Regions from separate parts of the Homo sapiens genome. Here regions 1 and 3 are each linked to region 2. A link is a contact called in ENCODE Hi-C or POLR2A ChIA-PET data. All regions are on one chromosome and are shown on one strand. The core of a region is the stretch at or near the end of the contact, and the rest is flanking DNA. Distances in the headings are between cores, read along the strand shown.

Evidence for each region. A loop is a pair of places that touch in the nucleus more often than their neighbours do. ChIA-PET counts read pairs that join two places held with the same protein, here RNA polymerase II (POLR2A). Pooled maps may share reads with other maps.
Region 1: a map of naive thymus-derived CD4-positive, alpha-beta T cell shows a loop between it and region 2 (9-fold over the local background). The contact joins the promoter of WDR25 here to the promoter of GSKIP in region 2. A Hi-C loop is called at or near these places in 1 of 168 maps with a recorded cell type or tissue (naive thymus-derived CD4-positive, alpha-beta T cell), 1 of 37 single-sample maps with no recorded cell type and 7 of 50 pooled maps. POLR2A ChIA-PET finds 5 or more read pairs at or near these places in 1 of 52 experiments (activated CD4-positive, alpha-beta T cell).
Region 3: a map of CD8-positive, alpha-beta T cell shows a loop between it and region 2 (11-fold over the local background). The contact joins the promoter of CYP46A1 here to the promoter of GSKIP in region 2. A Hi-C loop is called at or near these places in 3 of 168 maps with a recorded cell type or tissue (CD4-positive, alpha-beta T cell and CD8-positive, alpha-beta T cell), 1 of 37 single-sample maps with no recorded cell type and 8 of 50 pooled maps.

The regions. Positions count from the first base shown.
Region 1 is chr14:100,374,359-100,378,249 of GRCh38, reverse strand. WDR25 (WD repeat domain 25) reads right to left here and starts at 1,765. Exons shown (of 7, transcript NM_001161476.3): 1 at 1,755-1,765. WARS1 (tryptophanyl-tRNA synthetase 1) reads left to right here and starts at 2,903. Exons shown (of 11, transcript NM_004184.4): 1 at 2,903-2,967. RefSeq lists silencers at 1,632-1,681, 1,872-1,931 and enhancers at 2,442-2,801, 2,812-2,951.
Region 2 is chr14:96,361,258-96,365,415 of GRCh38, reverse strand. It overlaps GSKIP (GSK3B interacting protein), which reads right to left and starts at 1,890. Exons shown (of 4, transcript NM_016472.5): 1 at 1,848-1,890. ATG2B (autophagy related 2B) reads left to right here and starts at 2,075. Exons shown (of 42, transcript NM_018036.7): 1 at 2,075-2,601. The coding sequence starts at 2,440. RefSeq lists a silencer at 1,618-1,967 and enhancers at 1,169-1,989, 1,910-2,204, 3,446-3,515.
Region 3 is chr14:99,682,468-99,686,802 of GRCh38, reverse strand. It overlaps CYP46A1 (cytochrome P450 family 46 subfamily A member 1), which reads right to left and starts at 2,505. Exons shown (of 15, transcript NM_006668.2): 1 at 2,267-2,505. The coding sequence starts at 2,385. RefSeq lists a silencer at 2,121-2,700 and an enhancer at 3,941-4,010.

The DNA.
Region 1 (3,891 bases), core at 516-3,015, 4.0 Mb before region 2:
TGCAGTGAGCCAAGATCGCGCCATTGCACCCCAGCCTGGGCGACAAGAGTGAAACTTCGTCTCAAAAAAAAAAAAAATCTTTCTGAAATTCTGAACCATCATACACAATACATGGTTATCAATTAGTTCCCAGAAAGAAGTGCTTTGGTAATTTTTTACTTCTGTGCTGTTAGCACCAAGCACAATCCAGAGAAAAAGAAGGGTGCTAGGCACTCCTAGGACAGCAGAGGGCGCGGTGGAACAGCACAGAACGCTCAGGCAATAGACCGACTTCCAAGAAAACCCAGTGCACCCAACCTTAATCAAACACGCCAAGCTCCGCCTCCATCCCCCAACAGGTGGAGTCAGGTCAGCATCAACAGATTCCCTCCAAGTCCTTTTCTAAGTCATTCCAGACAGCCTATTACCCATCTCTTCTTCTAGACAATGGGTTTCTATGTCCCCTGGAATCAACCACCCAACCTCTTCCACACCTTTCCCCCAAGTGGCATCATTCGCCTGAGGGTTCCACTGGTCTACAAGTCAGGTCATCATTCCATAAATGTCTGTAGTCAGCCTCCTCTAGTAATGCCGCCCCCGTTCGCAGCCCATTCCAGGCAGGTAACAACTTCCACACGCAAAGCCAGAGTTTAAATAAAACGACCGGGCGCGGTGGCTCACGCCTGTAATCCTAGCACTGTAGGAGGCCGAGAAGGGCGGATTACCTGAGGTCGGGGGTTCAAGACCAGCCTGGCCAACATGGTGAAACCCCGTCTCTACTAAAAATACAAAAAAAAAAAAAATTTAGCCGTGTGCAGTGGTGCGCGCCTGTAATCCCAGCTACTCTGGAGGCTGAGGCCGCAGAATTGCTTGAACCCGGGAGGCGGAGGTTGCGGTGAGTGGAGATCACGCCACTGCACTCCAGCCTGGGCTACAGAGCGAGACTTGGTCTCAAAAAACAACAACAACAACAACAACTTCTAAAGCCAGCCAGCCAGCTCATCTCCAATGGAACTAATATAATATGAAAGACTAATTATAAACTAATGGAACCGTGCACTGCAAATAATTTGGCATTTCTGTTCTCTAAATGCTAAGCCTGGTCCCGAGGCCACTCTCAACTCCTCTGCCCAGGCACCACCCACCATGCACCCAGATTCCCACCACCAGGGTGCCCGTGCTCCCTCTGGAAGGAGATGAGGGATTAAACGAAGAGGAACAGACAGTAAGATGGAAGGGAAGGCAGGGACACTGGAGAAGAGTCTAAGGAAGGAGCGAGTGACTCTGACAGTCACTATCAGCAAGTCAGCCCCATGAGGACAGGACTTTCTGTGTTTTGTTCACTATTCAATGCCCAGCGTCTAAAAATATTTCTGGAATGCAAACGGGTGGGAGGGGGAGATGCTAGGAAGTAAAAGAAATAGGATATTCCCATTCAACAAACATTTCCTGATTACGTACTCTTTGTCAAGCCCTATGCTGGGTCTGGTGTGGGTGGAAATCAAACACAAAACACAGATCCCCCCGGAGGCCCCAGAGCGATGAAAGCAACAAACAAGATACGACCAGAGATGGGTTTTGAAGGATGAATAGGAGTTAGCTGAGCTGTCAATAGTAAGAAGTAAGGTTGGTCCAAGGCACAGCGCTTTCTGAAGGAACAGGAAGTGAAAGGAAGGCGAGCGGCTATGAGAGACCGCGTTAAGCGGCACGGGGCGCTTTAGGCGCTGCCCAGTCCCGGCCCCTCCAGCCCGGGGCCCGCCGCTCACCACACGCACCGGAAGCGCTCGGTTCTCCCGGAGGCAGACCGGCCAGCACACTACCATCCAGTCACGTTCCGACGCGACGCCGCGGCCGCCAGCCAATCAGTGGCGGCCTCTGCCCCGCCCCCGCGCGAACAGCCAATGACGGCGCCGTCGGGCCGGAAGTTGTTCCGTCCGGACGGCGTTTCCACGGACGCCCAGGAGACAGCCGGTTGCTGAGCCGGGAGCGCTGACTGGCCCGGCTGGGCAGGGTAAGCGAGGGGAGTAAGGCCGGGGCGGAGTGAGGAAACAAGGGAGGGAGTGATGGAGGGACGCTGGCGCGGCGCCCAGTGGCCTGGCCCTCCCGGGAGTATCCTTAGAGCCCGGCTTGCTGCCCGCCGCGTTCTGGCACTGTGAGGCGCGGAGCCTGCCACCGACCCCTCGCCCCTTTCCTCTGAGCGCCGCCGACCCACCCCGTCTCCCTTTCCCACTGGCACCCTTCATCGTCTCCGCCTGTTCGCTTTTCCCGAGGAGAGAGGCCCCCATTTTTATTTAGCGCCTGCCATGTGCCAGAGGCTTTGCGTAGTGTTGCACTTAGTCCCCTCAACGGTAATGTTAGCAGGCTTCTCCATGCCCATTCCACAGATGAGGAAACCGAAGGGGAAGCAGAAAAGTAATGCGACCCTTGCCCAAGGTTTCGAATAAGTCCAAGCTGGGATTGAAACCCAGGCGTCTGTGACCCCAGAACTCCTGATCTTTCCACTGCACTGTGCCGCCTCGGTGAACAGATGCGGGGAATTTACAGTTTCTCTTTCCACCGCCCACGACTACACAAAATCAGTCACACTGACGCTGAGGGTGGGGAACGGGAAGAGGGTGGGGAGGTTATTTGGAGGCCAGCGGGGGGTGAGGGGTGGCTGATGCAATGACCAGCTAATGGCTCGATTCTCAAGAGGGTTTCATTGGTCTCAACCTGGCCCCCCAGGCAACCCACCCCTGATTGGACAGTCTCATCAAGAAGGTTGGTCAAGAGCTCAAGTGTTTCTGAGAATCTGGGTGATTTATAAGAAACCCTTAGCTGAATGCAGGGTGGGGAGAACGAAAGACAAAAGCATCTTTTTTCAGAAGGGAAACTGAAAGAAAGAGGGGAAGAGTATTAAAGACCATTTCTGGCTGGGCAGGGCACTCTCAGCAGCTCAACTGCCCAGCGTGACCAGTGGCCACCTCTGCAGTGTCTTCCACAACCTGGGTATGTATTGCCATCTTTGCCAGGCTTAGAGCTTGTTCGTGTTTTTAGCAAAGTGCTGAAAACCTTGGTTTAGGGGGTCAGGACTTGTGTCTTAGGATTAGGGTGTTATGCATTTTACTTCTTCCATTGACCCAAAGTTCAGGTGATTCACTGCTCCCATAGGGAACAGAGATCCTGGCTGAGCAGTCGCGGGCTTGGATCCGTAGCTTGCCTCTCAGCACCGTCATGCTGTCTGTCATAATTTTCACTGATGCACCCTCCTTCTGTGCTCAACATCAGAACGTATTGTCATTCTTATTGTGACACCCAAAAGTGTCTCGTGCCTGGCTTCATAGAAATTAATGTCTTTGCCTTTTAAGATAATGTTCATGCTGTTATTTGGCGGGGAAAGCAATCTTTCTTTTAGTGTTTAAAAAAAATGGAACATGATGGGTCCCAAAAGGTGTCAAGAAATCCTTGCTCTAAAGAAGTCATTTTCTTGTCCTCTGGGAACTTGCCAGTCCAAAGGTATTGTCACCTACACTCTGGGGCCAAGATAGAAAGGATGGTATTCTACCTCCTGGTGGTATTCCAGGGATCCAGAAACACTCCTGGGCCACATTCTCTTCTCACCTGCTCCAGAATTGGCTGTCTTGATGCCACCCTTCCCCAGATTGCAGAATCAGCGTGCCCTGATCTCTGTGAGATGATTTTGATGCAACCCAAGTCTTTATCATGTTGTTCTGTTAAACAATTCTATAGTCCTTTCCACTCCTCATCCCAATACAATACCCAGTTTCTTTAAGTGCCTATTATGCTCCTCCACCACAGTGGAAACTTTCAGAATGAGCACAAGATTCAAGTTCTTGAAAAGGGGGAACTGGGGGTTAATTTTCAAGAGGCTTTTTAGCTTTCTCCTTGAAGGTCTGCTGTGATCTGCTGTGG
Region 2 (4,158 bases), core at 641-3,140:
CATCAAGCATTCTCCCGTGACAGGGCGTTGCACTTGCTGTTCCCCTTGCATGGAAAACAACTCTTCCAGGTATACATGTGCCTCACTTCCCAGCTTTCTCCAAGTTTCTGCTAAAATGTAATCTTATTAAACAAGAGAATTTCTCTTACCATCTCATATAAAAATGGCAAGTCCCTTCTCTCTTCCCCATCTCCACTCCCTTTACATTGCTTTCGTTTTTCCAACAGCCCTTATCACCACAAAGCATATTATTCACTCATTTATTGTATGTCTCCTCCCTTCAATAAAATGTAAGTTCCAGGAAGGAAGAGATTTATCTGTTCACTGCTGTAATCCCAGTACCTAGAACAGTGCTTGGCACACAGAAGGCAATCAATAAATATTTACTGAATAAATGAACAAACTTCCACTTTATTGAGAGAAAGGGTCTTGCTCTGTGGTTCAGGCTGGAGTGCAGTGGCATGATCATAGCTCGTACGATCCTTTCTGATATTTGAAATTGCAGGCACTCTATGGATAGCGTCAATGCAATTATGCAGCCTCAAAGTCCTGGGCTCAAGCGATCCTTCCGCCTCAGCCTCCACAAGCAGGTACCACCATGCTTCCGTTTTAGAACATAAACTCCTTGAAGGTTCGGCCTGATTCTTGACACTGTTCACATGATCAACTGTGGTGACTTTCATTTAATGGACCTTAACAAATATTTCTGAATGAAGAGCAAGGGAATCTAAGTTACTGAGAATACTTGAGATGAGTCTACAAAGAATGAGGGAAATCAACAATCCAAGCAACTGCATACAAAGTACCCTGGTTCTAAAACGAAAAGGTGGTTGTGGAAAGGGGAACCAGATGTTTCTCCATCTACCAATATTTTGGGCTGTATTTCCAAGGCATTCATGAAAGTTGCCGAGACAGTAAACATTTCACTCCTTAAACTGGTCGTCTTAATTCACTGTGATTAAACAGCTGTATGTTTCAGGACTCTGTTCAGGTTCGTGCCCTACTCATATCATTTAATCTTCCCAACAAATCCATGCACATAAGATTTTAATCCGCTCACACTCGGCAAAGGAGGCAACGTGGGCTCGGGGAGGGCAGTGGCCGCTCAAAGTGGCTGGGCGGCTAATAGGTGTCAGTGCCGGGATTCTAACGAAGGACATCTGGCTTCTGGGCCATAGAACACCCGCACCCAGGCCTTTCGAGGTTGACTTAACTTAACAGCCGGCTCCGCCTCTGCAGGAGTTACCTCCCAAAAGGCAGAAATACGATTGCGCAGACTGCCAGAACAGCCCAAGTTCTTCACCCAGGTTCCGGCGGGGTCAGGAGCCTTTAGCATTTCTCAAGGAATGCAGTTTTGCCCACAGATGCTTCGAAAACCCAAGTTTCCTGATCGTTGCTATGACACACCCAGGATTAAGCGAGCGTATGCGAGAAGCGCTCTGCAAACCGCCAGGCAAACGGCAACGAAGAAGCTGCCTCAGAAACAATACCTGAATGAGGCGGGGGCCGAAGAACTTGCTGACAATGGGCACCGGTCAATGCTCGGGTGCGGGCGGGGATGCTCGAGAAGGGCTCCAGTCCTCCCAGCGGAGACGGCGGAGCCCCAAGTGTGCGTTTCCGGGGCGCCGAGGTCTGAGGGGAGCCGGGAGAGCCAGGCCGGCCAGACCGGCCCCCAGACCCCTCTTAACACGGGCGCGGGGCCCCTGCAGCCTGCCGCCCCTCTCGGCCCAGCCAGCTGCATGGCGTCGCGTCCCCATCCGGAAGGCCTGACGGCCCGCCGGCGCCCCGAGCCCCTAGCCCTTCTCGGGGGCCGCCCCTCGCCCGCAGCCACCCCGGCTGCCGCTCACCTGCGCGCCCGGCGTCCTCTTCTTCCTTCCTCCGGAGGCGACTGGAGCCGACCGGCGGTGCCGCCCCCTCCCTCCCCGCCTTCTTCCGCCCCGCCCCCTCGGAGCCGGAACTGCTCCAGCCCCCGCCCTTCTGCCCGCCTTCCGCGGCCCCAGTGTGGCGTCACTTCCGCCAGCGCCCGGCGGCGCGCCGGGAGTCTGGGTCTCGTGAACGCGCCAGGAGCGTCCCTACAGCCGGGAACGCGCCTCGCGGATGACAACAAATTCGTCGCGCGGCGGCAGTGGCGGTGGCTGCCTCAGCCCCTGCCGCCTCCTCTCGCGCTCTCTTGCACTCTCTCCGAGCCGGTTGGGACCCTCCTCGGAAGTCCCCTGGCCTGGGGCCAGGAGGACCCCTCTGCGTCTTGCCTCCGCCAGGCCCAGCGCGAGCGGTGCGGCGCCGGCGATGGGGTCTCCCTGAGGGACTCCCGGCACCAAATAGGGATGGAGGGGCCGCCCCAGGCTTAGGCCCCGCCGCGGCCTGGAGCCGGAGTCGCTACCCCGAGGCCGGAGCCGTCGCAACCCGCAGCCGCAGTCAGCCCAGCTGCCAGCAGTCACTATGCCTTGGCCGTTTTCGGAGTCCATCAAGAAGAGGGCCTGCCGGTACCTCCTGCAGAGGTACCTGGGCCACTTTCTGCAGGAGAAGCTGAGCCTGGAGCAGCTCAGCCTGGACCTGTACCAAGGCACCGGGTCCCTCGCCCAGGTCCCCTTGGACAAATGGGTAAGAGCTGCCGGCGGCGAGCCGGGCGGGGCTCGCTCCCCTCTTTAGGGCGCTTTGAACCAGTGCCATCCAAGATTGGTGACAGTCAGTCCCTCCTTGGGAATTGTTTGGACCCGAGTGTGACACGGCTCAGAGAAATGTGTTAGAGTGTTGTTTAATCTGTTTCTAACAAGTTTGCTCTCCTAAATCACGTGTTCCGGAAACTTTAACAGATGTAATGGAATCTACACTGTGGGAATAATTGAGTCAGTGCTTCGGGGGTCTGTGAAGCAGGCTCAATAGGTCCGTGGGAGGAGGTGACCAGAACTGTCCCTCGGGATGTGAGGGGCCGCAGGGTTTTGTGGCAAACAAACCCTGCCTTGTGGGATGACATTCTGGAAGGATTAAGGATGAAGAGGACCTTTGGATGTCAGAATCCCTAGTTATTTGTTTTGGGTTGGCTGCTTGCGCACCATGTTTGCCTTGTTTGTCATCGTGCAGCGTTTGCCATCTGGAAGAAAGTTAGGTGAAGGCCTCTTGTGCCGGTTTGCCTGCTTTTGCTTGATTATATGTTTACAAGATAGGTTTGTGTATCCAGCCTGTGAATGGTCGTCTGGCCCTAGTAGTGCTGTTGAGTTATGCCTCTTTGCTCCACGTGACAGATCGTAAAAGCAGGTGTTGCAAAAGCGCTGAAGTTGCAATTTTCAGACATTTTAAAACCTGCCTTCTACTTGTCATCTAGAGGCTGTGAATTCACTCATTGCTATACAGGTGCTTCATCTGAATTTCGACTCACCACATGCAGTCGTACCTGCATTTGTGTGTTCAATGCATAGCATTTTACTTAAAGTATATTCACTTTTGGGTTTGACAGGAATAGAGTGACTTCTACCCTTTGCCCAACCCTTACTTCCTTAGCCACAGAAAATCTTAAATTATGGAAATACCTTATTATGACCCTTAAGCGAATTTGTGCTAGAGACTATAAATCAGTATATAATTTTATCAGTATGTACCTGACATAAACTAGGGAGAGGACACAAGATAGTGGAAAGAGCCCTGGTTTGAGAGCAGTAAGACCCAGTCGCTCACCAGGAGGTGAGAGTCCTACCCCTGGAGAGACTCTCCAGACCGCCACAATTAGCCGAGTGATAATGGACTTAGCAATTCACCTGAGTTCAGTAAACACTAATGGAGCACACACTTCATCTCTGTGTCGTCCGTCTTATGGTATTGTATTCCTGTAATTCTTCCAAAAGATAGGGATTCTGAAGGATATTTTTGAATTCAACAACCCATGATTCTATACTTTTGATACAGTTATGAATAGGTTATCTTGAAAAAAGAGGGTTCAGGATTTATTAATGCCTTTTGTGGGTGGAAGGGCTTTGTATGCATTATCCTTTAATGACTTTAACCCTATAAGGTGGGCATTAATATTTCCATTTTACAGATGGAGTTAAGCAGTTTGCCCCATCACACATCTAGCAAGTATTACATCACATGGCCTAAGATCAAAAGAAAGGCAGTTAATGTTTATTGAGTATGTATTTATGTCAGGCATTGTACTAGGCACTT
Region 3 (4,335 bases), core at 1,256-3,755, 3.3 Mb before region 2:
TAGCCCAATCATGATTATATTCATCTTCCTCCCACTGCTCCCTCCGCACCCCACACACTCAGGTCACATGTAGACTCTGTGGTATAAGATTTGGGAAGAATTTAGCCATAAGAAGGAAAGCAATAAGGATACATGCTACTACATGAATGAACTTTTGAAACATTATACTAAGTGAAAGAAGCCAGACACAAAAGGCCACATATTGTATGATTCCATTTATATGAAATGTCCAGAACAGGCAAATCCACAGAGACAGAAAGCAGATTCATGGTTGCCAGGGCTGTGAGGGGTGGGAGAAAATGAGGAGTGATGGCTAATGGGTACGGGGTTTCTTTCTGGGGTGACAAAACAGTTCTGAAATCGGTGGCGATGGCTGCACAGTGCTGTGAATGTACCAAAAACCACTGAATCATACACTAAAGAATACATTTTGTGGAATGCAAGTTACATTTCAATTTTTTTTAAGATGATTTAAATTCTGCTTTCTCAAGACACAGAGACCAGAACAGGTCATTTGAGTTTATGAGAAGACCAAGTAACGATGAAACTTATCAGAACAAGCACCAAACTCATTCAATTCTAAGTGCTGATGGCTTCTCTGAAAACTTGAGAGGGTGATAGTGTCCACCACGGAACTCACGGGAGATTTCCACCATTCAACCTTGAATTGCTATTCATAGAGTGTCTACTATGCATGTACAATGTGCTGCTACATGTCGGAGATGCAGCAGTGACTGAGACAGACAGGGGGCCCATGGAAAAGAGACACTTAGGAAAAACTTGCACAAATAATTGCCCAATTAACATTATGCTGTAAAGGAAAATTACAGTGATTTCAGGGTTTATAAAATGAACATAATATTTTTGGGGGAGCAGGAGGAACCTCCCTGAGGAGTTAGCATTGAAGCCAAACCTGGAAGGCTGGGGGAAGAAGCATCCAGGTAAAGTAGAAGGCAGAGGAGCTAAGCAAGGAGAGAGAGAGAGAGCACCAGAAGGGCAGAGAGCCAGCAGGGAGAACAGGTGCCTCCCTATGTCACCAGCCACAGAGATCTTTCCTGAACCCATCAAGCAGAGATTCAGGCTTCTAACGCCAGTACATCTGGCTTGTGCTGGAGATGGGTGCCTTCCAGAATATTCATGTCCTGAGATTTTAAAAAGTGTGTCTAATACAATTGTTTATTCATTCATTCAACAAATATTTATTGAGATCTGCAACACGCCAGGCACTGGGGATACACAAGCGAACACAGAGTGTCCCTGTCCTCCCGGGGCTCACATTCTAGAGGGGGAGACAGTCAACAGGTGAACAGACAGTCAACAGGTGGAAAGAAGGTAACCTCAGAGGTGATGGCCCCTGAGAAGTCTGGGGCTGGGTGGTCTTTACACAAGGTGCTGGGCAAGGCCTGTTTGAGACAAGCAGAGGAAGAAGCCCGCCAGGCCCAGGCTTGAGAAAAGGACCCGGGGGGAGGGAAGCTGCGGGGGGGGCGGGGGGAGGGGGAGGCTGGGAGAAGAAAGGCTGGGGGCAGTAGTGAGAAAGCAAGAGGAAAGAGCAAGCTGCAGAGTGGGTTCTGAGTGCTCGGCAGGGGCCTCGCGGGCCATGCAGCCGACTTAATTTAGAACTGCATTTAGTTGTCAAGTGATGGGAAGCCCTTGGAGCAGGGAAATGACACATTTAATTTAAGCTTCACAAAGCTAAGCTGGGGGTGGGGGGGGGTTGGCAAGTTGAGGGGGGTGTAAGTTGCGTGGGGGTGGGGACCAAGAATGCAATTGTAAGTACTAAGGAGAAGACAAATGGGGTGTCCCAGAACAGAAATACAAGCAAAAGGAAACATGACTGAAGTACAGCGTGCTCCAATCCAGGCTGACCCTGTCCAAGTCCCAAAGTTAACAGCGCCCACTTTGGAGGCAGGCTGACCTGGGCTTAAATCTAGGCTTACCAACCGTGTGACCTTGGGCAGGTGACTTCGCCTCTGAGCGCCTCAGTCTCCTCGTCTGAACGATGGGTTAACAATAGCGCCTACCTGAAAGGGCTGTGGCTGCCATCACGTTTGTGGGGCCCAGCTGTGCGCGGTGGGCGCCCAGCAGCTGCTGCGGCTGTGAGTAATTTGTTACTAAGAATAGTTAGCGCCCCTCTCGGGGCCGCCGACTCCCAGCGGCCGCGCGCACTAGGCGAGGCCGGACCCCCGGCCTGGACGCCGGCTTAGACGCTGTCCCCAGGCCCCCAGTCCCAGCACCCCAGCCAGGCCCCGCCCCCAGCCCCGCTCACCTGGGCCGCGGCGGCCCGGGGATGTGCTCGTAGCGGCTGCGAGCGCGGTGCACGAAGGTGCAGCAGAGGCCGAAGGCGAGCAGGACGGCGCTGCCGAGCAGCAGCAGCCCGGGGCTCATGGCTCCGGGGCAGGGCAGGCCAGGCCAGGGTCGGGCCGGGCGCCGAGGGGGCCGGGAGGCCGCGAGCCGACTCAGCTGTCAGCGCCGCGCGCCGCCTCGGCCCCAGGCCAGGCGCGACCCAGCACCCTCCCCGCCCGCTCGGCTCCGCCCCCGCCGACTCCGACCCCTCCCAGGGCGCACAGTCCCCGCCAACCACGTCTCCGCCTCCGGCTCCGGCGCTCCGGGCCCTCCCCCGCCCCGCCCCGCCCCCCAGAGCTCCGCCCCAACCTCCACACCGCCCCAGCCCAGGCCCCACCCCGAGCATGTGGTCTTCACCAATCACAACTCCGCTTCTGGCTCAGCCCCCCAGGCTCCGCCCCCACCTCTTCAGACTCAGGTCCGCCCCAGCAGCAGCTCCGCCCAGAACGCGTTGTCCCTGGCAACGCCGATCCTCAGCGCTCTGGCCCGGCGGCGGCGCGAAGTCCTGCTGGCTGGCTCCGCCCGCTTCGGCGCCTCCAAATAACGGCATCTTTCCGCGCGCGGTCTTAGGCCCCTTCCTTTTTCCCCCAAACCTGCCCGGAAACCCCATCCCAGCCTGCAAAAGTCCGCATAACGCCGACTGTTCCCAAACTTCTCCTTGGAACCCCAGACCCCCAAAGTTGTTCTCCAGTTGCCCCGGGGCGCCTCCTCCGCCCGGACAGTCCACGCCTAGCGCCCGTGGTCCGCCAGCGGGGCCCGCGGGCTGGTGGCAGGATCCTGCGGGACCCAGGGACGCCTGTGTCTGCGACCGAGAGCGCACGGCGTGGCCGGAGGCTGTTCTCCCAGAGACTCGGGGGCCTGCGGACCCTCCTAGACCAGGCGAAGCCCCATCTGAGGCGCTGGCTCAGGCCCGAAGGAGTTGGAGTTGGAGGGATGAAAATCTGGGTCCGCCCTCCAGGGAAAGCGGGAAATGTGCCGGGGAGGCGGGGGTAGCGGAGGAGAAGGTATTTTCGAAATAATGACCAGGGCTTCCCCCTCTGTCGTAACCCGCGTCTCCTTGCCCATCCCGTATGAAGATGAGGCCAATTCTGGGCGTTTTAGTTCCCAATTCCTATCCCGAGGGACCACCCAGCGTGAAAGTCGTGGCAGGGGAAGGCCAGGTGTGCCCACTCCTAGCCCAGGTAAAGGTCCCCCGGGCTGGAGGTAGAGGCCCAGGGAGTGTAGATGCTGCTGGGTTTCTGAGAAGAGGCAATGCCCCTGCCCCACGCTTGAGCCAGTCCTGGAGAGGTTGGGGGTTGGAAAACGAAGGGGACCTTGGTACCGCCTTCCCAGGTATAGTTAGGGACATGGGACATGGCTGTTAGGGGTGTGGGCTGAGGGGCGACGGAGACGGCCAAGTCTTAAGAGCCGTGCCCAGCACGGAGGAGGCGGGACTTCTGCCCTCGGGGCCACCGCAGCCTGGACAGGTGGGCAGCAGAGCATCCATCCCCCCGGCGCCTGGCCCGGCCGCCCAGTTGGACTCGGGGATGTTGGCTTGCTATGGCGCCCCCGTGTGGCGGCGGTGACAGGCAGCCGCAGGCCCACAGGGTAACTCAGGCTGGCCCTGCTGGGGTGAGGTGTGGAACGGAGCCACCAGGTCCCCTGTGGGCTGTGAAAGCTCCGGGGCTTGAGGGCAATTTGGAGGGAGGATGAGGCTGCAAGAAGGAGGGTGTGGATTCCTGCGCACTGGAAGGTGGGTTGGGGTGGTTAGCTAGAAAAGAAATGTGACGGCATCACATTTAGTATCCAGTTTGTGGAACGGCTCCCTGAGATTACACAGTGCATCGCACTGTCTGAAGAGGACTTTCTCTTGCCTTGTCTCTCCAGACCCCTGGAACAATGGTACTGTTAGCAACAGCAAATCCATATGGGTCTGCAGCAGCCTCAGTTCTTGCCTCCTCAGAAGAAAGAATTCGACTGAGGGGCGTAAGGCAGAGTGAGAGGCAAGTTTTA